3 separate regions of the Homo sapiens genome follow, and all the other regions are linked to region 3. The links are chromatin loops, found by intact Hi-C in ENCODE. Cell type or tissue: gastrocnemius medialis. All regions are shown on one strand. Each heading gives the region's core, and the rest is flanking DNA. Links, peaks and the distances in the headings are about the cores only. Region 1 overlaps AFG1L (AFG1 like ATPase). Region 2 overlaps OSTM1-AS1 (OSTM1 antisense RNA 1). Region 3 holds the start of SNX3 (sorting nexin 3).

Evidence for each region. A loop is a pair of places that touch in the nucleus more often than their neighbours do. Peaks named below come from ENCODE experiments on the same cell type or tissue, not always from the same donor. Only the 100,000 strongest peaks of a DNase experiment are listed, where the experiment ranks them.
Region 1: it touches region 3 in a loop (6-fold over the local background); 7 of 110 quality-filtered maps call a loop at or near these places.
Region 2: a loop joins it to region 3, with 4 times the contacts of the local background. A loop is called at or near these places in 5 of 110 quality-filtered maps.

What each region holds. Positions count from the first base shown.
Region 1 is chr6:108,363,708-108,371,672 of GRCh38, reverse strand. AFG1L (AFG1 like ATPase) reads right to left here. Exons shown (of 13, transcript NM_145315.5): 6 at 5,341-5,440. Among named protein-coding and RNA genes, the nearest start is that of AFG1L, 73 kb to the right of the region's middle. RefSeq lists an enhancer at 5,756-6,298. In gastrocnemius medialis, for the core only: no CTCF peak of the experiment used is centred there; no DNase peak of the experiment used is centred there; H3K4me3 peaks cover 140 bases; H3K27ac peaks cover 4,200 bases.
Region 2 is chr6:108,128,819-108,136,783 of GRCh38, reverse strand. The region is part of intron 1 of OSTM1-AS1 (OSTM1 antisense RNA 1); the gene reads right to left. The region is part of intron 1 of LOC124901368 (a long non-coding RNA gene); the gene reads left to right. Among named protein-coding and RNA genes, the nearest start is that of OSTM1-AS1, 9.2 kb to the right of the region's middle. RefSeq lists an enhancer at 3,105-3,184. In gastrocnemius medialis, for the core only: no CTCF peak of the experiment used is centred there; no DNase peak of the experiment used is centred there; H3K4me3 peaks cover 870 bases; H3K27ac peaks cover 258 bases; H3K27me3 peaks cover 364 bases.
Region 3 is chr6:108,257,209-108,265,173 of GRCh38, reverse strand. It overlaps SNX3 (sorting nexin 3), which reads left to right and starts at 4,134. Exons shown (of 4, transcript NM_003795.6): 1 at 4,134-4,414. The coding sequence starts at 4,253. RefSeq lists an enhancer at 3,114-3,949 and silencers at 4,077-4,336, 4,447-4,556. In gastrocnemius medialis, for the core only: CTCF peaks have their summits at 3,556 and 3,807; DNase peaks (open chromatin) are centred at 3,973 and 4,773; H3K4me3 peaks cover 2,446 bases; H3K27ac peaks cover 2,960 bases.

The DNA.
Region 1 (7,965 bases), core at 1,930-6,929, 110 kb before region 3:
AGTAATCATGCCAGGCACAGGGACTCAAGCCTATAATCCCAACATTTTGGGAGGCTAAGGTGGGAGAATAGTTTCAGCACAGGAGTTTGAGACCAGCCTGGGCAACATAGGGAGATCTACAAAAAATTTAAAAATTTGCTTGGCCTGGTAGTCCAAGCTACTCACAAGGCTAAGGCAGAAGGATCACTTGGGCTCAGGAGGTCGAGGATGCAGTGAGCAGTACCACTTGCCACCAGGCCCAACTCATTTTAAATTTTTTATAGAGATAGGGTCTCATTATGTTGCCCAGGCTAGTCTCAAACTCCTGCGCTCAAGCAATTTTCCTGCCTAGGCCTCCCAAAAAGCTGGGATTGTAAGCATGAGCCATTACACCCAGCCTGTTTAGTTTATTTTAAACAACATTTCTAGTGTCTTGTAGTGGTATCACACCACTACACTCCAGTCTGGGTGACAGAGTGAGACTGTCACAAAACAAAACAAAAATAAAACAAAACAAAAAATAAAGTAGTAATCACAAGCTTATACTGATTTGGGGTTTTAACAGCTGCATGGTGTACAGAGGGTGAGGCCTTGGACCCAAACAAGGCATGAACTGGAAGTTAGGGCTAGAAAAAACAGTGAAGTGCAGGAAAGCAGTCTTTGGTACCTTATTCCCTCCACCCGCCTCAAGTATGACTTCCCCTTGTCTTCCACAAGACCTTCCAAGACACTCCACTCCACAGCTATTTACTCTCTTAGGTTCCTAAACTTGGTGTTGCTTTACATGACCACCAATTACCAAAGCATTATAACTAGAAATGGAGGGAATGAGATGAATGAAGCAGAAGGAATTAATCAGAGGGGCTAAACGATTAATAGAGAGAGGAAAAAAAGAAAATGCGTGTTCTAGACTCCTAACCTCTAGTTTTCTGTCTCTGTTGAATGGCAGACACACCATTCACCCAGCTGTACAAGCCAGAAAATTAGAAAGTGTCCTTTCCTTTTTCCTCAGTATCCAACCTATATCCAAGTGCTGTCTACTTCACCCCCTAAATCTCTCTCAAATCTATCCTTCTCTCCATATCCATTGCCATCACCTTGTACCTGGGTTTCTTAACCCAGGCTACATAATTCCTTGTTGCAGGGGTTAAATTATAGGATACTTTGGCTATATTCCTGGCCTTTACCTACTAGATGCCAGTAGCAGCCCTCTTCCACCAGGTGAGACAACCAAAAATGTCTCAGATGTTACCAAATATTCCCTAGTGAGCAAAAGAGGCCCCTCACTGAAAATCACTGCCTTATACCCTTATACCAAGGTATCATCATTTCTTGTCTAGTGTGCTACAACAGCTTCCTAATATGTCTCCCTGCATGCATCATATTACTATACCCCATCTAGTAACCTATTCTCCAAACTACAGCCAGAAGGATATTTCCAACTCAGATCACATCAGTCCCTGCTTAAGATAAGCTTCAGTGGCTTAGCGTTTCTCTTAGAATAAAATCCAAAATCCTTATTACGCTAAAAGGTTTAGCTCTTTCCTCTACAGATCAACTTGTACCTTACTGCATCCTTCTCCCCCTCACTCTCCACTCTAGCCCCACTGGCTACCTCAAATGGGTCATTTCTCCAGCCACTCAGCTTTGCCTCAACCCTCTGCCAGCTCTTGTAGCAGTCTAAGAAGTTGGTTCTATTTTAAAAGATAGATAGATAGATAGATAGATAGATAGATAGATAGATAGCCAGCCAGCCAGCCAGCCAGCCAGCCAGATCAATCTGGGGCTGGGTGCAGTAGCTCACGCCTGTAATCCTAGCACTTTGGGAGGCCGAGGCAGGTGTATCACCTGAGGTCAGGAGTTCAAGACCAGCCTGGCCAACATGGTGAAACCCTGTCTCTACTAAAAATACCAAAAATTAGCTGGGCATGGTGGTGGGTGCCTGTAATCCCAGCTACTTGGGAGACTGGGGCAGGAGAACTGCTTGAACCCAGGAGGCAGAGGTTGCAGTTAACCAAGATCGCGCACTGCACCCCAGTCTGGGCGACAGAGCAAGGATCCGTCTCCAAAAAAAAAAAATTGTGACCTAAAAAAAGTTGAACGCATTTTGATGGCTGGAAAAGAGGACACTCTTCTTTATTTTCTTCTCCCCCTCCCACCTTTTTTTAATACAGTACTTTGAGCTGCTGTTTTAAGAAAAGGACGTTCTTTCTCTAGGACAGGATAGACAGAGATCAGTGATGACCATAAGGCAAAAAGATAGAAAACAATGTGTAAAAAGAGTCACAAAACCTAAGTTCTAGTCTTTGTTCTGTCATTCACTATCCATGTCATTTGTTTTTAATTTACTTATAATATGTAACTTTTTTGGCCTACGGTTCTATGAGTTTTTAGCACATGTAACCACCACTACAATCTGGATGCAGCAGTTGCATCCTGAGCCTGCCCCTTTGTAGTCAAACACCTCCTCACCCTGGACCTTGGCAATCACTGCTTCATTCTTCGTCTTACAGTTTTACCTCTTCCTGATATGCTTAGTCTCTCTGAGTCTTTTTCTCCACAAATAAAATTATACACACACACACGCACACATATACATGTCATCTTCATTACTTTAAAATATTAAGTTATTTATGATGATTGTCTGCTGTGGCTAAAAAACCTGGTCTGTGACAAGCATCCCATTCCTTCCACTGTTTATATTTAGAAAAGGCTTTCTCTAAGTTTGTCCAATTTTTGCAATTCCGCATCTTGAACTTACAGTCTTCTCCAGAAGGGTGGCTCCAGCTCAGATTTCTGCAGGCTACCCTGACACACCGGTAGCTTTGTTCACTCCTACAAAGCTAGGAGCTGCAAAACATTCCTTAATCCCTCCTGGTGGCTGTCCTTCCTCAGTTAGTTAACCACACTGCCATAGTCTGAGCAGCCTAATTATCCTTTCAGCAGTCTTTGCTAAAGGGCTTCCAAAATTGTTCTAGCTCTTTGCTATTTACGAGCATAGCTTGTCACTGAATGTCTAAAGGTAATACTGATGCCACTGTCAAATCAACACATCAGCTGTAGTAGAGACAAGTTTCACTTCCACCTAGATAGAAGATCTAATATTAAAAAGCTCACTCCCTTGGCTCATAGGGTGGCTAACACTAGTTAATCACAAGAATGCTGTATATAACATTATATGGATTTTAATAAGTACATCTGCAAAATCACTCATAATTCTTTTGTAGTACAATGGATGAGGTATGACTATAATTGTTTGAATAACTGGATCCAAAAGGTGTTGATTAGTTAATTGATGTCTTCCTAAGATAAGGCCTCCAGTGGTATGCAACAAGTAACTTAATTTAGTCCTATCTGATTTACACATTTTAATTAAGGAATGGCTAAAGACATAGAAATATGATTATCAAATGTATAAATGTCATAGTAGGGATAGCCAAAAAAAAATTATATTAGAATCATACTTCAAAAATACTTCAAACATACTCCATTTGCAAAACAAAAATAAATAAATAAAAACAAAAAACAAAAATAAAAATAAAAAATACTTCAATAAAAATCAATAAAATGGAACAACATAAGACTAATAAGCTGAAATGTAATAGAAGAAAAAGAAATCCACTACACAAACATAGAATGAGAGAGACCTAGTTTCACAGCAGGCTACATAGTAAGATCTGGGTCTGTTAGCAATTTAAAATTCAATATACACCATCAATGTGGCATAGCTTACTTTAAAAAAAAAGTTCCCACTATGGCATTACTCTTTTCAGACTCACTAATGAATTCCATGTTACTAATTGCAATGGTTAATTCTCAACCTCATTTTCAGCTTGTAGCAGCACTTAACAGAAGTAATCATCAATTCTTTTTGTACTACTTTTCTTTTCCTCACTTGACACTCTCCTGGTTCTCCTCCTACCTCACCAGCTGCTCTTTCCTGCCTCCTTGAGGACTGATAACTTCCAAATGTATATCTCCAGCCCAGACTTTTCCAATGAAGTCCAAACTCTTATATGTATCCCCCTTGTCACCACAGAAACCCCTACCTCCACCTCCCTAACCAAATCTGCTTTTTCTGTAGTCTTCCCCATCTCAGTAAACAGCAACTTTATCCTTCCAATTGCTCAGGCCAAAACCTTTGAGTTACTCTTGATCCCTCTCTCTTTTTTCATACTCTAGCTCCATTCCATCAGTAAATCCTGCTGACTCTGCCTATATAGTACATCCAGAACCTGCCCTCTTCTCACCACTTTACTGCTCCATCACCTCCCCTCCCCTTGGGATTGCTGCAGTAGTCTCCTAAAAGGTCTCCTTACTTCTAACCCTGAAACCCCATACCCACACTCTATTCTCAACACTGCAGCCAGAGAGATCTTTTTAAAACATGCAATCATCCAATGTTCATTCTAAGACTATTTACTGAGAACCATCTATGTGTAAGACACTGTTATAGGTGCTGAGAACACATCTGAGAACAGGAGAGATAAAAATCACTGCCCTCATGAAGCTTTTGTATCCTGGAAGGGAACAGACAATAAACTATAAATATAATAAATAAGTAAATTATATGGTAGGTCCATAGTGCTATGGGTAAAAGAGAGAGCAGGGTAAAGGGAAGCAGCACCAAGAAGAAAGGGATGTGTTGCAGGTTCAAACAGGGAGACAAGTCTAGGCTTCACTGGCAATGTAACTTCTGAGCAAAGACAAAGGAGGTGAGGGCTTAGCCATGCAGATATCTGGAGAAACAGCACTCCAGGCAGAAAGATGTTCCCATTAAGTCTCTCATGAAATATTTGTGGTTTCTTAGACCTTTAACTGAGCACGTGATGGGCTGAAAGATGCAAGATTTTAAAGTTGTTGTTTTTAATCTAAATATTACTTGTATTTTAATTTTTAAGTACTTTCCTAATAAGCCACAAGTGCTTTTTTAGAAATGATAATTTAAGTGAAGTATTAGAAACTATTCATGCAAGCAAGTTTTCGGTCTTTTTCTAAAATTTAATTATGAGTTTCGTCTTTCATTTGGTTGAGTTTCTTTTATGGGCCATAAAAAGCAGTCCAAAAGGCCTGCATTTTTTGCTAAGCACATATGACATATCTAATATTTAGGGAAAAAAAAAAACAAAAAAACAGCAAGTGCACCAAACATGGGAATCAACTGGATTTAGCTTGCTAAGGATACAAAACTTTTCAAATGCAAATACCAACTGATTTTTCAGATTAAGCCAGTTATAAAACTAATAATAAGCAAAGTCATCAGATTTATTAACACAATACATTTAGTTCAAAATTATGGATTTTTAAAAGCTTGTTAGTTTCCACCTAATTGGATGAGACTAGCACAATGTTTGTTTTTACCTTCCGGTGGCCTGTTGGATGTTGCCACAACGACGACCCCGTTTTTGAACAGATTTTCAAAAAGCTGTTTCAGAATCATGGCATCAGCAATGTCAGTGACCTATTGACAACAACACATTTGTTTTATTTTAATTTCACTTCTGCTGTAACAAATTTGCTAGTGGATCATCTTTTTTTTTAAGATGGAAGTAAATTCCAAGAGAAAAATTCTAATTATCATCATGAAGAAAAGAGTAGATAATTAAAAGCATGAAACACTGTATAGCAGTCTTTTAAACTTGACTCTTCTTTTTTGCAAGCCTATCATTTCTACACAAATTACCAAATGGTTCTATGATAACTTCTTTTATAGAACTACAGGTGGAAAGCATAGATAATTGTCCTAAACATTTAGGAAGTCTAATTAATTAGAACTAACATGACCAACACCCTCCTCCTCTTCCCACCCGCTTCCCACACCCCCTCAAAAAAGAGAGATGAAAAAATAATAATAATAAAATACACAGGCTGTTTGAGATTTCTAATACCTTTCTGGCAAAGGTCCCTGGAAAGGTGACTTTAAATGGTCATGGGCCTTTAGAAATAAGGACAAGTAGCCAGTGAGACATAATCAGCTGCTGTTGAAAATAGAATGATATGACATAGATACTATTGTGCAATTGTTGCACAAAACAATTCAACAGATGGCCCATCACAAAAATAAGCAATTTCATTGTTCTTTTTAAGTGCCTTCTATTACTGTCCATGAATAATCAAAAGGCACTGCAGTCACTTCCAGCACAGCCAGCCTCTGCTAACCTTCACAAACACAAATATTCCTTCTACCAAAAAAAAAAAAAACAAAAAAAACCACCTTTCAAGAATGGCTAATATAGTCCCTTAAAAAAATAACTTGTGACAATACAAGAAATGCATAATACAGATGAAACTATTCCATCCAAGTTAGGTTTATTGATCTTTTCTAAAATTATTTTTTAAATTCACAATTACGAAGTAAGCTTAATGATGTAACTTTTTCTAAAGGCTTTTAAAATTCACAAAGACAACAATTAAGAAGGGAAAGAAGTTGACTCCAAAAATAAATGTGTAATGAAGATTGACATCAATCATTGCAACTTCCCCTAAGTATATAATAACATGGACTTTAGATACTCCCAATGTAAAAATGTTTTGATCTTTCTTTGATAGCACATTTCAAATAATCTCAGTACAACTTGCTTTACATATATCCACAAGATATAGTACATTGTTATTTTTAAACCCCATTAGAGGACATAAAAATTGGTGAATTCTTTCAATTAAATCAAAATACTAAAAGTTACAAACCGAATGGTTATAATGCAATTAACAATAACCTGGGTTGCACAGGTCTAAATCACTTTTCTTTTTACAGCTAATATCTTCTTTCCCACCTGAAAACAACAAAACCATGAAATAGAGATGTACTTTTTTTTTTTTTTTTTTTTTGGCTGTCTCAGGTTATAACTAAAAAACTGCTAAAGATTCCTTACATTAAAAAGACTTCAGGAACTTCAAAATGGTGATTAAATGAAAAGGAAAGTGGTGCTGATATTATTTAATTTGGAGTTTAGGATCACTGTCAAATTTGGCTTCCGCAAAAACACTGACAGAGAAAGTCCTTTTCAAATGCTTGAACACCAGTGGCATTTCTGATGAGAGGACAGAACGAGCTTGCACATTTTAATAGCAACTGCACTTTTAAATTACATTGCCAATACACTGACTTTTTAAAAGAACAGTATCAATGAAAGTTTACCCGATTTTAGAGAATAAAAATGGTCATTTGACTGTATGATTAATGTCTTTGAAAAAAATGTAAAATAGCTTTTGTGCCCTAAGGTTTAGAAAACTGAAGGGACATTTAGCTTGTAACATAATGCAAAGGTTTAAACTGAAAGTTGAAGAAAGCAAACAGTAAAGGCTTGTAGTTGAGTTATAATTTGCTGTTTTTATATTTCAGAATGTTTTTGCCCTATCAGAGTAAATTAGCTTGGAGAAGCTATGACTAATTAATAAAGCAGGAGTCACTTGCTGTAGCCGGGTGCCAATGTATACTCTTTTGATCTTGTCCCCGCACTTGTTCGGCCTTGCCGGGGAACGGTAATTTTACAGTATAAGTGAACAGAAGACAATTGGCCACACATTCTTGGAGAGCTGGCTTTTTCAGTACCCAGCATTTCATTACCACCACGAACAAAAGAGAAGGCTACAGATTACCAATAAGGGTAGTCTGCTAATACAGAGAGTGGAGACATTTCATTAGCATTAAAGAGAAAAGATTTTTTTATAACCTAGAGTTGCTTTCCATTATGACTCACTTAAGTAAAAAAGAAAAAAAATCTAATGGTTAATTTACATGTGTGAGTGCTTGAGTCTCAGTCATCCACTGATTGGTACAGTGCCATATAATGAGTGACAAACATAAGCATGCATTATCAGTAATTAGGATTAGCACAAAAATAAGCACCTATTTTTTATTAGCAGTTTTTAATAGCTTTCTTCCTGCTTCATAAAAATGGTTAAACCTATTTTTTAAATGATATTGATAGCTGATAGAGGAGAATTTTGCATGATCTTCTGCTCATCAGAATTCTTTTTTTTTTT
Region 2 (7,965 bases), core at 1,902-6,901, 130 kb after region 3:
GCTTAACCAGTATTGACACAGTATGAAATTCTAAAGATATGAAAGTTATAGTGAAGTGTCCCTCCCACAGCTATTCCTCAGCCACTCCATTGTCTTCTTGAAAACAACTACTACTAGGAAATTTCTATGTCAAATCCCACCTTTCCCCACCAATAGTGACGTACTTTACACAATGTTCTGCTCCTTGTTGCTGTTGTTTGTTTGCTTGCTTTGTTACCTAACAGGCTATTTTGGAGACTATTCCAAATTGGTACATAACGAGCACCCTCATCTATTTTTTATGGCAGCATAACAGTCCTGTCGAGGATGTAGTATATTTCTTTAACCAGTTCCCTACTGTTGAACAGTTAGATTGTTTTCAGTCTTTCACTATTATAACAATGCTGCAAAGAATAACCTTCTACATATAATATTTTCTACATGTGCAAGTATATACTTCTAGGGAAAATTCCCAGAGAGGAATTGCTACATCAAAGCAAGATTACAAAATTTACAAAAATTACCAAGATAGATAATGCCAAATTGCCCAGAGAGATTGTAGCAATTTAAATGCCTGCGGCAGTGCCCGAGAGCACTTATTTCCCCACAAGTGACAGAGAGCTTTCTAGAAATAGATATCAAGTTGCCCCCACCTTTAATCTGGGTATGTGGACCCAAAAGGTATCTTGTTCCCATTTTTACAAAAAAAGGGAACAGAAGATGCTAATGATGGACAAGCATGGTGGCCCACACCTGTAATCCCAGGGCTTTGGAAGGCTGAGGCAGGAGGATTGCAGCTGAAGGATTGCTTGAGGCCAGGAGTTCGAGACCAGACTGGTCAACATAACCAGGTAGAGCCTATCTCTAAATTGAAAAACAATTTTTTTAATGTTAAAAAAAGAAAAAGAAAAACAGGCTGGGTGCGGTGGCTCATGGCTGTAATCCCAGCACTTTGGGAGGCTGAGGCGGGTGGATCATTTAATGACAGGAGTTTGAGATCAGCCTGGCCAACATGGTAAAACACCATCTCTACTAAAAATACAAAAAATTAGCTGAGCGTGGTGGCTTGCACCTATAACCCCAGCTACTCAGGAGGCTGAGGCAGGAGAATCGCTAGAACTTGAGAGGCGGAGGTTGCAGTGAGCCAAGATCGTGCCACTACACTCCAGCCTGGGTGACAGAGTAAGCCTCCTTCTCAAAAAAAAAAAAAAAAAAAAAAGAAAAATGCTAATGATATGGTATTAAGGTATTAAAGTAACAAAAAGTAGAATATAATCTGAACTATGTAAAAATTTGAGGGGACATAGAAAAATGAATAGACACAATTAAAATATTGCATTAAAATATTAAATAGTAGCAATTAAATTTATAAAATTATAATTTAATTTATAAAATTACAATATTGACAGTATTTAAAGGTTTGTGCTTTTTGATAATTAGCTCTGATTTTGTTTACAACCAGAAAACAATGATCAAATAGCTGCTGTTGTCCTTGGGCTAGGAATCCCATTCCCTTGCAAGTTATCTCAGAGGAGTGCTCCTTTAGCAAAATTATTTAAAGGATTCTCCATTTGGTTCCACTTTAGGCCGGGCACCTGCTGTTTGTTCCCTCAGTATCTCCTTTACATTGCCCTCAAAGATGCCAAGGAACTAGAGCAGTGTCCACAACTCATCTGCCTAGTTTGGCAAATCTACCAAAAATAAAACTCAATTTTTTTTAACTTTTTAAAATAAATTGCTCTGCTCTGTCAATATTATGATCACAGTGGAGCTTTATCTCGTTTTCTGGCTTTTCCACTGCAGTTTGTTTTTCACTGACACCATTAAAATATTTCTGAACCCCAAAAGATCACTCTATCCAGAAAAAGTCCTGCTCATTTGTGAAGAGTCTTTAGGTCCCTCAGGCAGTTTACAGCTCAGCTTCTGCAAGGGCAGTGTATTTTGGAGCATTTCCTCAGGGAGATAACTCCGAGGTATACGAGTTCCCGGCCCTGACTCGGAGGGATCCGAGTTCCTTGCTCTCTCAGCATAAAGGCTGATAGCTGTTGCAGTTGCAATTTTCTCTCTAAACCCAACTCCTTTTGTTGACTTGCAGAGGCTTACATTCCAAAAAAGGTAATTTGAAAGTGCTGCTGAATTTAGATGCATTTTGCTAATTTGTTTTTATTATGCATAGAAATATTGGTATAAAAGGTGTTTCAATTATTTTCTAAGGGAGGGACCTATGTATTCTCTGCAGCCACAAAGCTTTTAAATGGAGTTATTTTTCTCGGCCTATAGCCGCTCTCCCTTTTAAGTACCCCAGCAGAAAAAGTAAGTTTACTGCTCCTCGCACAATGGGCCTCTTCACTTTTCAGGTTTGGGAGACCTGGGTGACCTACGAAAGTTAATTAGAAGGTTAACAAAGACGAAGACAGAGTCGAATCCATCGTTTCTCCTTCAGCCAAAGATGTCATCCATTAATTAGGGAAATCGTTAAGGTGGCCTTTATAGAATCCATAGAAAATCTGTCGTTGGCGGTCGACAGTTTTGATCAGATTTTCCTCTCCCCAATAATGCTATCCTTAATGGTACGAAAAGCAGAGGGCCGGGGCAGGGAGAGGGGCGCGGGGAGGGGGTGGGAAGGATGTGTTTCAGCAACAGTACAGTTAACCAGCCGCCGGTGCTGACGGCTTTGATTCTCAGGCTGCCCCGCATACTTGCTCCATGATGTAATCCTTATTGAACCTGGAGGCCGAGGGAGCGGGAGGAGCCGTGCCACCGCCTCGCCGCCGCAGGAGGCCCCGGGAGTTAATAGCGCCGGCCTCTGGGGGAAGCTGCGCCTGGGTCCGCAGCCGAGGCTGCCACTCAGCTGCCGGGAGGCGACTCGGCCCCGCAGGCCCTGGGCTGGGGCAGCTCCGTGTGGGGGCGGCCCTCCAGCCGTGCGGTGGGGCCCGGCTCTGTCTCCGTTGCTTTGAGGCTTTCTCCCTGTCTCTCTAGGGCTTCGCTGGTTTCTCTCTCCTTTTCCTTTGATTGTCTGGCACCGAAACACCAGCTGAACGAAGGAAGAGTTCCAGTCTGACAAGCTGTTTGCGAATGGAAAGTCTGGTGTTGGTGGTGGCACAGACACGCCCTGCCTGCCATGCCCTCGCTCGCCTTCTCTCCTGCACGTACAAGACTGTATCTTTCAGTGTGAATATCATGTATTTAAAGGGTTTCGGTTTGAATATCATGTATTTAAAGATGGTGTTAACTCTGAGTATGGGATGCCTTTAGTTTTCAATGTGGATTTTTTTTCCTTCTTATTATGTTAACCATTTGAAAGTGTACAGTTCAGTGGCACGAGGTACGTTCGTATTGTTGTGAGACCATCACCACAGTCCTCTCCAGAATTTTTTCATCTTCCCAAATGGCAACTCTGTATGCACGGTGGAACTTATTTTTGAAACTACATGGCAGGGTTGGTTCCATCTTTTTCAAGTGATCATCAATGGATTCTCTTTAAGGAATTAGCATCTTTTAATGGATTGGAGTTTTTGCGTAGTTCTCTATGGCAAAAGCTGGAACAATGTCACATGGCCCTTGTTTACCATGCAAAAAATGTCAGTGTACTTTTGGCCTCTCACCAGATTGATATTGAATGAATATTGCACAAAACCTTGCCTCGACGGTAAATTGCCATTTTGGTTTGCTTTACTTCCCTCATGGCAGAGTGGATAAGAGGTGCTGCCCCTCAGCAAAGAGGGAAGTGTCACTGTCCGCTCCTAGCAGCACAGAGGAAAGAACCACAGACAAAATCATATCTGGTGACACCACCTACACCCAGGCCCAGTGGCTTCCTCAGCTAGGATGGAGAGGAACTTCTCTCCCTGTCGTCTTCCCAGCCCCATCTCCTCCCCACCCTGCAGGAGGCCAAACTTAGACCCAGTAGCCCTTTAGTGGGACCATTCCTCTTTTCCTGGCTGTGAGCTGGGAAAAGCGGGGAAAATGAGGGAGGGTGGTACGCTCCCAACTTCCCAGAAGAAAAAGTAGTAATTGTCAAAAATCAGCCTAATGGGCTGGGCCTGGGTGCAGTGGCTCACGCCTGTAATCCTAGCACTTTGGGAGGCCGAGGGGAGTGGATCACCTGAGGTCAGGAGTTCAAGACCAGCCTGGCCAACATGGTGAAACCCCGTCTCTACTAGAAACACAAAAATTAGCCTGTAATCCCAGTTATTTGGGAGGCTGAGCAGGAGAATCACTTGAACCTGGGAGGCGGAGGTTTCAGTAAGCCAAGATAGAGCCATTGCACTCCAGCCTGGGCAACGAGAGCGAAACTCCATCTCAAAAACAAAAAACAAACAAACAAAAAAAATCAGCTAAATGATGATAAGTGCATGGAAACAACTACATACATTATGAAACATAAGCCAGAGCTCTATTTGTCACCAACACCATAGTTTAAACAAAACCCCACCATTCCCATATCCAAAGAATCTCTATTTCCCCCGAAAGCTCTGTGCCTTTGATTTCAGTTTTATTGCATGTGTACTTAGCACACCTATGTTGCTAAATTGCTCTATATTCCTTTGCAGGTACAGCTAGAAGAGTATAAAGGCCCTCAACCAATTGAACTAAGAGACTGTTAGTAGTCAATTGGTGTAGCTCTGGGGCTGAGCTACATAAAGTGGCCCCATCCAGCTCCTCTGTCCCCCTAACTTTGCTTGATGATGTACCATGTCTGCCCCTAAACAGCATATTAGAATTACCTGATGGGCTTTAAAAAACTCCCAAGACCTGAGCTGCACCTCAGACTGATTACATAAGAATTTCTGGTGGGGGAAACTAGAGTATGGTATGTTTATTAAAGCTTCCTCAGGGGACTCCAATGTGCACTTATATATCTAAATCTAAGGTGATTTATGTAGTTGAGATTTATGAGATGAGAACTATGCTAGTTAATTTCTTTTTATTTTTTAGAGAGGGTCTCTCTCCATCACCCAGGCTAGAGGATCTCGGCTCACTGCAACCTCTGCCTCCCAGGTTCAAGCCGTCCTCCCATCTCAGCCTCCTGAGTAGCTGGGACTACAGGCACACACCATCGTGCCTGGCTAATTTTTGTATTTTTAGTAGAGACGGGGTTTCACCATGTTGGCTAGGCTGTTCTCCAACTCCTGCCCTCAACTGATCCACCACCTCAGCCTCCCAAAGTGCTGGGATTACTGGTATGAGCCACTGTGCCCCACCAAGGCTAAAGAAGTTTTGAGGTGCATGCTGGAAAATGTCTAGATTGCTGAGGAGGGGTTGTTGATAGAAATATGGACTTTATTTATTTATTTTTTTTTGAGACAGAGTCTTGCTCTGTTGCCCAGGCTGGAGTGCAATGGCACGATCTCGGCTCACTGCACCCTCCGCCTCCCAGGTTCAAGCAATTCTCTTGCCTCAGCCTCCCAAGTAGCTGGGACTATAGGTGCGCACCACCCGCCCAGCTATATTTTGTATTTTTGGTAGAGATGGGGTTTCGCCATGTTGCCCAGGCTGGTTTCGAACTCCTGGTCTCAAGTGATCAGCCTGCCTTGGCCTTCCAAAGTGCTGGGATTACAGGCGTGAGCCACCACGGCTGGCCGAAATATGGACTTTAAAGACAGTTCTGGTGAAGACTCGGAAAGAGAAGAGAGTTGGAGAGAAAGCCTTCATTTTCTTAGAGAATACACATAAATAGCAATGAGCAGAATGTTGGTAGAAACGTAGACCTCGCCAATCTGGTAAGGTCTCAGACAGAAATGATGAACAATTATTGGAAACTAGAGAAAAGGTGCTCTTTGTTGTAAAGGGAAAACGAACTTTGCTGGGCTGCGTTCTAGTGTTTTGTGGAAGGTAGAACTTGTGAGCAATAAAATTGGATATTTAGCAGAGAAGATTTCCAAGCAAGGTATTGAAAGTGAGGCGTGGGTCTGCCTTACTGCTTATAGTAAAATGCAAGAGGGCAGCGATAAATTGAAGAAGGAATTGTTAAACGAAAAGACATCAGAACTTGAAGATGTGGAAAATTCTTAGCCTATTCATATTGCAAAAAAATGAGGAATCATGTTCTGAAGAGAACACTAAGGGTGTGGCTGAGTGACTATTTAATAATGAGGTTAATGTGGATGTGAACTACGATCTAATCAGCCATCTCAGCAGAAGCCAGGAATGGAGGTAGGATTATACCAGCAAAACTTCACTAGCTGGGAGAAAACTGGCCAGAATGAAGGAAGGCTGTGAACATGAGCTATCCTTTAAGAAAGAGAAAAGTGACCTGAAGCCAGTTCAGAGATCACCAAGGCTGTCACTCCCACCACAAGCCCAGAGGCAAGACTATTTTCTCCTCAGTTTCAGAAGGCAGAGCCCTTGAAGACAGCCATATGTGCAGGGCCTTTCTCAAGAGCTGGAGAGGTGGGGCACCCTCTGAGCTGAAGAATTATTCTCAAGCCTTACCATCTAATGGAAGTTGCCTTTCCAGGTTTTGGACTTTCTTGAGACCTATCACCCTTTCCTTTTTTGCTCTTTCTCCCTTTTAGAATGGGAATGTCAACCCTATGCCTGTCCCACCATTGTAGTTTGGAAGCATATGATTTTTCTGGTTTTATGGGTTGCTAGCTGAAGAGGAATTTTGCTTCAGGATGAATCATACATTGAGTCTCACCCATATCTGATTTAGGTGATATTTAGATGAGATTTTGGACCTGAAACTTTGAGTTGATGCTGGAATTAGTTAAAACTTTGGGGGCTATTGGGGTAGAATGCATGTATTTGCATGTGAGAAGGATATGAATTTGGGGGGACCAGGAGGCAGAATGTTATGGACTGGATATGTGTGTTCCCTCAAAACTCACTTGTTAAAGCCCTAAACCCCCATGTGCCTGTATTTGGAGACAGGGTCTGTAAGAAGGTGATAAAGGTTAAATTAGCTCATAAGGGTGGGGCTGTAATTCAATAGGACTTGTGCCCTTAAAAGAAGAGGAAGAGACACTTGAGCTCTTTCTGTCTCTGCCATGTGAAGACACAGAGAAGGCAGCCACTTGCAAGCCAGGAAGAGGGCCCTCACCAGAAACCAAATCAAGCAGCACTTTGATTTTGTAATTCTCAGACTCCAGAACTGTGAGAAAATGAATTTCTGTTGTTTAACTCACCTAGTCTATGGTATCTTATTATGGCAGCCTGAGCAGACTAATATAAGAATCATACAAAGGTGATACCAATCACTGCCCCAACCCATATTCCCTTTTAAAATAACCCACCCTGGCCCACTGGTCCAGCTGCCCTGTGGGCCACATGCTCCTGGTGCCCTCAGTTTATTGACCAGAGGTAAGCACCTGACCCAGGTAACTCACCCCCACCCTGGCCATGGGCCCCTGTAACATTTCCCCCATGAAATCCACAAATTAGAGCTTCCTTTAGGTTACGAAGACCTTCTTTTGAATTGCGTCTTCTCTAGTGATCATTCATGTTAGAATGAGTTAACTTGGTCAGATAATCTTAATACTCAACTAAAAAGCTGGTTGTGACAGTAATTTTGAAGCCTGAGGCACTTCCAAAAGGGACAGGCCCAGGAAGTGTGTAGTGGTTACAAACTTTCAGGAGCGAAGGACAGCATGGGTAAGGGAGACCACGGGAGAAGTGGCTAGGAAGCAGGTTAGGGAGGGCGATGGGAGATTGAAGGATGCAAGTCAAACCTGGCCTGCATTGCCATTTCCCCCAGGCTTTCTGATCAAACGAACCCTCCATCTTTCCCATCCAAGTCATCCTGAGGGTGACCTTTATCCTAACTATCCTAATCAGAGCAAATTGTATTGTAAGGGAGTATTAGTCCATTTTCCTGCTGCTGATAAAGACATACCTAAGACTGGGCTATTTACAAAAGAAAGAGGGTTAATGGATTTACAGTTCCATGTGGCTGGGGAAGCCTTACTCTCATGGCAGAAGGTGAAAGGCATGTCTCACGTGGCAACATACAAGAGAAAAAAGAGCTTTTGCAGAGAAACTCCC
Region 3 (7,965 bases), core at 1,846-6,845:
TTGTCTGTATACTGGTATTGCTGTGGGTGCCCTGAGAGGTGTGTCATTTGAGTAGAGTATTAATTATCACAATTTGAAGGCTCTGGCCATTAAGATTATCAATTCGTCTTTATTCTGAGCGCACTAAACAGTCAGCTGATAGTAATTTCATTTCTTTTTTATGCTTATTGTCCATCTGAATTTTCTGCCTAAGAGGCAGCGTAAAATATTGGTAAGTATATAAACTCTGGAGCTAGTTTTGCCTTTTTTTTTTTTTTTTTTGAGACAGAATCTCGCTCTTGTCACCCAGGCTGGAGTGCAGTGGCGCAATCTCGGCTCAGCTGCAACCTCTGCCTCCCAGGTTCAAGCCATTCTCCTGCCTCAGCCTCCCGAGTAGCTGGGATTACAGGCGCCCGGCACCACGCCCAGCTATTTTTTTGTATTTTTAGTAGAGACGGGGTTTCACCATGTTGGCCAGGATTGTCTCAAACTTCTGACCTCAGATGATCCGCCCATCTCGGCCTCCCAAAGTGTTGGGATTACAGGCGTGCACCCGCGCCCAGCCTAGTTTTGCCATTTCTGAATGATAAAACCTTTGGGCCAGGTGCGGTGGCTCACCCCTGTAATCCCAGCACTTTGGGGGGGCCTAGGTGGGCGGATCACAAGGTCAGGAATTCGAGACCAGCCCGGCCAACATGGTGAAACCCCGTCTCTACTAAAAACACAAAAATTAGCCGGGCGTGGTGGCAGGCGCCAGTAGTCCCAGCTACTTGGGAGGCTGAGGCAGGAGAATAGCTTGAACCCTGGAGGCAGAGGTTGCAGTGAGCCGAGATTGTGCCACTGCACTCCAGCCTGGGTGACAGAGTGAGACTCTGTCTCAAAAAAAAAAAAAAAAAAAAACTTGACTCAGTGCCACCCACTCATCCAAGGTGGGAGTGGGTGAGTAAAACTAACCACATTGAGATTCTAATTGTATTAAGTTATTAATTTTAGATAGTGACTTTTTCTGATATTAAGTCCTCCCATCCAGGAACATAGACTCTTTTCTCTTTAGGTTTTGTCTTACATCTTTGAATACAATTTCATAGTTTTAGTCCTATGTTCCCTTTGCTCCTTATAGTTCCTATCCCTTCCTTCCTAGATATTTTGTACTTCTGGTCACTTGCAAACAGGGTATTTTCTTCCATTTCCATTCTAACTAGATATTGCATAGACAAAGGAAAGCTATTACATTCTTTATTTCTGTCTTGCCACTACATTCTCTTGTTAATTCTAGTAGCTTATTATTTCTGGATTTGTATTCTAGAAATGCAATCACAATTCCTGAAAAATAAGGATAATTTTTTTTCCTGATATTTACACCAAGAAGGTCTTCTTTGGCTATACAACTGTGCTATGATGCTGTGCTGCTGTCCCTCCTAGCCGCTTCCCCACTGCAGGCATTTGTTCTGGCTGCCCACTGCTGCCCTGAGTGGTCGCCAAGGAATCAGACAGAAGCATTCTATGAGAATATTCCATGATTGCTTTGTTCAGGTGTCACCGATGACAACATAATACAGTAGTTCCTGGTCTCTTAGCTTGCATAGACTTCAATTCAGAGTCATTGATATGTATTTATTGAGCTTACATTTCTAATCATACCAGTCAAATTCCCATTTGGTCTGTTGCATTAGGAGACATGCCCAGCATTAATATCTAATGAGCTTGTCTGTCACTATCTGTCACATTATTCAGTTTTATTTGCCTCATAGCACCAATTATATTGGCAGGTGTATTATTTACTGAATTGTCTCCCTAAGACAGACTATATACTAGGCTATAAACCTGACTTATCTACCCTTTCATTTCTAGTACTTAGAATGAAAACATCTAGTAGGTCTTCAACAAATATTTGTTGAATTAATAAATGAATGTTGTTTTCTGGAAAATAATATACATTGTATTTAAGTAATGCCTTTTTTTTTTTTTTTTTTTTTGAGATGGAGTTTTGCTCTTGTTGCCCAGGCTGGAGTGCAATGGCACGATCTCGGCTCACCACAATCTCCGCCTCCCAGGTTCAAGCAATTCTCCTGCCTCAGCCTCCCGAGTAGCTGGGATTACAGGCATGCGCCATCACGCTCGGCTAATTTTGTATTTTTAGTACAGACGGGGTTTCTCCATGTTGGTCAGGCTGGTCTCAAACTCCCAACCTGAGGTGATCCGCCCGCCTCGGCCTCCCAGAGTACTGGGATTACAGGCGCAAGCCACCGCACCCGGCCAAGTAATTTCTTTTTATTCCAGTGTTTCTTAGTGTTATTAAGAATGGTTGCTGTTGGCCGGGCACGGTGGCTCACTTCTGTACTCCCAGCACTTTGGGAGGCTGAGGCGAGCGGATCAGCTGAGGTTAGGAGTTCGAGACCAGCCCGGCCAATAAGGCAAAACCCCGTTTCTACTGAAAATACACAAAAATTAGCTGGGTGTCATGGCGCACGCCTGTAATCCCAGCTACTCGGGAGGCTGAGGCAGGAGAATCGCTTGAATCCGAAAGGTGGAGATTGCAGTAAGACAAGATGCGCCACTGCACTCCAGCCTGAACGACACAGCGAGACTCCGTCTCAAAAAAAAAAAAAAAAAAAAAAAAAAAAAAAAAGCAAGAAAGAAAAGAAATTTGCAGTTCAAGGGACAGATCAGTCCAAGCACGGTGGTTCATACCTGTCATCTCAGCACATATGGGAGGCCACGGCGGGAGGATCACTTTGATGCTGGGAGTTGGAGACCAGCCTGGGAATCACAGTGAGATCCCGTCTCCACAAATAATTACTAATAATTTAAAATCTAAAGAAAAGGGGGGCGGGGAAGATCAGGTTATTTAAAGTAATTATAGTGTTAAACTTGACATATTAAAAAATGCAGAAATAGTTGTGAGGGATAACTCTCTGGGCAGAGATAGAAATGTATCGTATCTCAACATTTAAAATCTGCATTTCCCATTGGACCATAAGAGATGAACTAGGACCTAATTAATTGGGTTTTCTCCCCGTTTCTTTCTTTCTTTTTTTTGAGACAAAGTCTCACTCTATTACCCAGGCTGGAGTGCAATGGCAGATCTCAGCTCACTGCAACCTCTGCCTCCCGGGTTCAAGCGATTCTCCTGCCTCAGCCTCCAGAGTAGCTGGGATTACAGGCGCGCACCACCACGCCCAGCTAATTTTGCATTTTTAAGTAGAGATGGGGTTTCACCATGTGGGCAAGGCTAGTATCGAACTCCTGACCTCGTGATCCGCCCGCCTCGGCCTCCCAAAGTGCTGGGATTACAGGCATAAGCCACCGTGCCCGGCCTTCCTCCCCGTTTCTTAAAAAGGCTCATGTGAGTTGCATTTCCAGTCCTGTAGAGGTACGTTTAATACTTTTCAAAAAAAAAAAAAACTTATCAGGACTTCGTGAGAAACGAAAGTGGACACCCAAAGCAGCTTGCAGCCGGTCTACTGTTACTTTGTTTTAGCGGACCGACCTGTCTCCAAAATCGATTTGACCATAATGCTAGGATTTAACTAGGGCTTTAGTTTTTATTTCACTCCCCCACTTTACTGGTTTCAACCTATCAATCCAGACGCGTGTCTGGTGCAACGCTCGGGTTTATGGCAAAATCATCTCAGGCATTTGCTTAACCTTCTCCAGAAAGGCATTTTCAGGGGTTCACAGTGAGACGGTGCACAGGTTGGCACAGAGTTAGTAGGGGCAGTTTTGTTTCGATTTGCGGGCAAATCTCTAAGATCTCTCCGTTTAACTTTCGCCCGCAATTCCCAAAGCCGCTAAAGCCGTTTCCGGCGCTCTACCCCGCCGCAGGCCGAGGCTGGCGCAGAGAGACAGGAAGCGCCAGCTCTGGGCGTCTGGGTCCTCGCCTCCTCGGCCGCAGCCCCGCGGCGGCGCGCTCGCGGTGCATTGTGGGCGCTGTAGTCCGGCCGGAACCTGTTTGCGACCCCGAGTCCCATGACACCGCTTCTCCTCACACCCCAGTCCGCAGTGCCCCTCCCCAGCCTCGGCCGGGCCTCCCGGGAGCCGGGCGTGGCGTTCCAGCTAGTGAGCCGTTTCTCCCCTGGGCTCGGAGGCGGAAGCTTGAGGGGCGCGGGGAGGAGCTTCGCGTGCGGGGTGAACGCCCGCTCTACGTGCTCGTTCTCTTCGCGACCGCTGCGCGCGAGCCCCGTGTCCCCACGGCGGGCAGCAGCGGCGGCGGCGGCGGCTGAACGCGGAGGGGGCGGAGGGAGCCCGCGGCGGCGGCAGCAGCTACAGCGAAATGGCGGAGACCGTGGCTGACACCCGGCGGCTGATCACCAAGCCGCAGAACCTGAATGACGCCTACGGACCCCCCAGCAACTTCCTCGAGATCGATGTGAGCAACCCGCAAACGGTGGGGGTCGGCCGGGGCCGCTTCACCACTTACGAAATCAGGGTCAAGGTGAGGCCGTCTCTCCCCTCTCCCAAGAAACCCCTCCCGCTGGCTCTGGTCACCCCCACTCGACCCGGGAGTGGACCCCCGCGGGCAGCCACAGCCTCCCAGGCCGGGAGCCCCCTTGCAGAGGCGGGCCGGGGTCGTGAGCCAGGGCCCCTCTTCCTGTAGGGCTGGTGTGGGGGGCTGCAGAGCGAGCCCGGCGCGCTGGCACTTGGAGAAGGTGCTCGAAGAGGAGGGCGTGGGTTGAGCGCCGCTTGCCCCTCCAGCAGCTGATCAGGGAATGACATTTGAGTTGGAAAGGGGTAGATCTTTCGAGAACACATCCCTTCGCTGGGAAGGGAAAGAGATGTTGACAGAGAAAAGGGGCTTGCGCAAAGTTAAAGCCTTTTCCCAGTTTTCTCTTCCTGGAGACTTCCCAGAGGTAGCAAGCCAACCCGGCTGCTCCAGGCCCTTCCCGAGCTGCTAAAGTAACCTGGGTTGTGCAGTCTTCTGAACGGGACTTAATGAAAGTTCACAGAAGCCTGACAATTTTTGATAGGGCTGAGCCAGACCAGAAGGGTGATTGGACATGGTTGACTTCAGCATTTTGGGCCACCGCCCTGCCAAAGGCTGAGGTGTGGTGTCACCTACCTCATAATCCAGAACTACAGTTGCTTTAAGAAAAGACTAGGGATCTTGCTCTCTTAATTCGAGATTTGCACTTAATTGAATAAAGAAATCAACAGAAATAAAATATACCTAATTTCATAACTAGTATTTGTTGGCAATAATTTAGATGATTTGAAAGATGTTAATTGAAAATAGTGCTTCACTTTCACTCTATAATTCAGGATTAAAGAATTTGCCCATGTATGGAAGCATCTTTAAAAATTAATTACATTAATTTAAAGATGACAGCAAATTATTAAAAGTTAAGTGTAAAGCGATTTTTCCTTTAATCAAAATTTATATGACAAGCTACTATTAACATTTAAGTGAAAAAATTCTCATTAACTTACACACTTTGTGTCGTGAAAAACACAAAAATCAAATTTACCATCCTAACCATTTTTAAGTGTACATACAGCTCAGTAGTATATTCACATTGTTGTGAAACTTAAGTATTTTTAAAAAATGATTCTTACGTAGTTAGCATTGATTTTAAAAAGTTAATCAAACTTTAAGATATGAAACGAATAGTTTAATGTTTCAAGCCACTGTTGTCTTCTTATGGATGTGTAAAATGTGGATCATAGGCCGGGCGCGGTGGCTCATGCCTGTAATCCCAGCACTTTGGGAGGCCGAGCTGGGCGGATCACCGAGGTCAGGAGTTCGACACCAGCCTGACCAGCATGGAGAAACCCCATCTCTACTAGAAATACAAAATTAGCCGGGTGTGGTGGCGCATGCCTGTAATCCCAGCTACTCGGGAGGCTGAGGCCGGAGAATCTCTTGAACTGGGGAGGCAGAGGTTGCCGTGAGCCTAGATCGGGCCATTGCACTCCAGCCTGGGCAACAAGAGCAAAATCCCTTCTCTAAATAAATAAATAAAAATTGAATCATAGGATATGTTGTCATAGGGAAACTGCAAAATCCAGACTTCAGTACACCTGGGGAACTACATTCATACATAAACCTAGTGGAAAAGTGAATGTTTTTCTAATTGTCTGTAATACATGACAGATGGTTCACTAAAAAGAACTTCCTCTTTTGCCCTATTCACTAGTATTTTCTTTTTTTTTCTTTCTTGTGCTAAAACAGAACTTGGTATTCTTGTTTCTATACTTCCATAGCAGGTACTTCCTGTCACAAAACTGAATTGGAATCTCCTGCCTACACTTCCTCCACTTACTTTGAGTTTATCTTGCTGAATGCATTATATTAAATGGGTTCTAGTATAATAATTTAATCCTCTTTTTTTTTTAATACACCTAATACCTTAGCAAATAGCTGATGTGACACTTAAAAATGGTTTCTGGGCCTGGCGCAGTGGCTCATGCCTCTAGTCCCAGCACTTTGGGAGGCTGAGGCAGGTGGATCCCTTGAGCTCAGAAGTTTGAGACCAGCCTGGGCAACACGTTGAAACCCCTTCCCCACAAAAAAAGAAATTAGTTGGGCGTGGTGGCGCGCATCCCTGAGGTCCCAGCTACTCCAGAGGCTGAGGTGGGAGGATCACTTGAGCCCAGGAGGTCGAGGCTGCAGAGAGCTATGATGAGGCCACTCTACTCAAGCCGGCATAACAGAATGAGACCCTATCTCAGGAGAGAGAGAAAAAAGGGTTTTGGTATAGTCATTTACATGTTAAAGAAAATTTTTTTTTTTTTTTTTTGAGACGGAGTCTCGCTCTGTTGCCCAGGCTGCAGTGCAGCGGCGCTATTTTGGCTCACAGCAACCTCCGCCTCCCAGGTTCAAGTGATTCTCCTGCCTCAGCCTCCTGAGTAGCTGGGATTACAGGCATGCGCCACCACGCCTGGCTAATTTTTGTATTTTTAGTAGAGATGGGATTTCACTGTGTTGGTCAGGCTGGTCTTGAACTCCTGACCTCGTGATCCACCTGCCTTGGCCTCCCAAAGTGCTGGGATTACAGGCATGAGCCACCGCGCCTGGCCTGAAAATAATCTTTTTTAAGAACGATTAATGAGTCAGGGAACTAACAAATTATACACTTACTTTGGTTTGTATTTTTGTATAAACCAACTCACTGGGTGTTAATAGCTGTTAACAGTCATAAATGCCAGTGCCTATGTGAAAACCTAATTGAGTTTTTAATGCATGAAATGACTTTGGATTTCTTTCTTTTTTTATTTTTATTTTTATTCTTTTTGAGACAGAGCCTTGCTCTGTCGCCAGGCTGGAGTGCAGTGGCGCGATCTTGGCTCACTGCAACCTCTGCCTTCCGAGTTCAAGCGATTCTCCTGCCTCAGCCGCCCAAGTAGCTGGGACTACAGGCACGCGCCACCACGCCCAGCTAATTTTTGTATTTTTAGTGGAGACGGGGTTTCACCATGTTGACCAGGATGGTCTCAGTCCCTTGACCTCATGATCTGCCTACCTTGGCCTCCCAAAGTGCTGAGATTACAGGCGTGAGCCACCATGCCCAGCCTGGATTTCTTTTAGTATGTAATGTGTTAACTTAAAACTAAGGACACCATATAGTAAGGAAATTAGGCCTTATTTGAGCAGCATATGATTTTTTAGAGTAATTATAGTCTTGCATTAAGGCAGAGTGGCTATGACATGAATAGTTTAATATTTTGTAATTTTTTTCTTCTTGAGATAAGAGTCTCGTTCTGTAGCCCAGGCTGGAACACAGTGGCATGATTGTGGCTCACTGCATTCTCAAACTCGAGGACTCAAGTATTCCCCCCGCCTCAGCCTCCCAAGTAGCTGGACTACAGGGTACTACTATACCTGGCTAATTTTTTATTTTTTGTCAGATGAGACTTGCTATGTTGCCCATGATGGTCTTGAACTCCTGGCCTCAAGTGGCCCTCCCCCTCTCAGTCTCCCAAAGTGTTGGAATTACAGGCATGAGCCACCTCACCCAGCCCTGCAATTTTATTTATTATTTTCTAAAT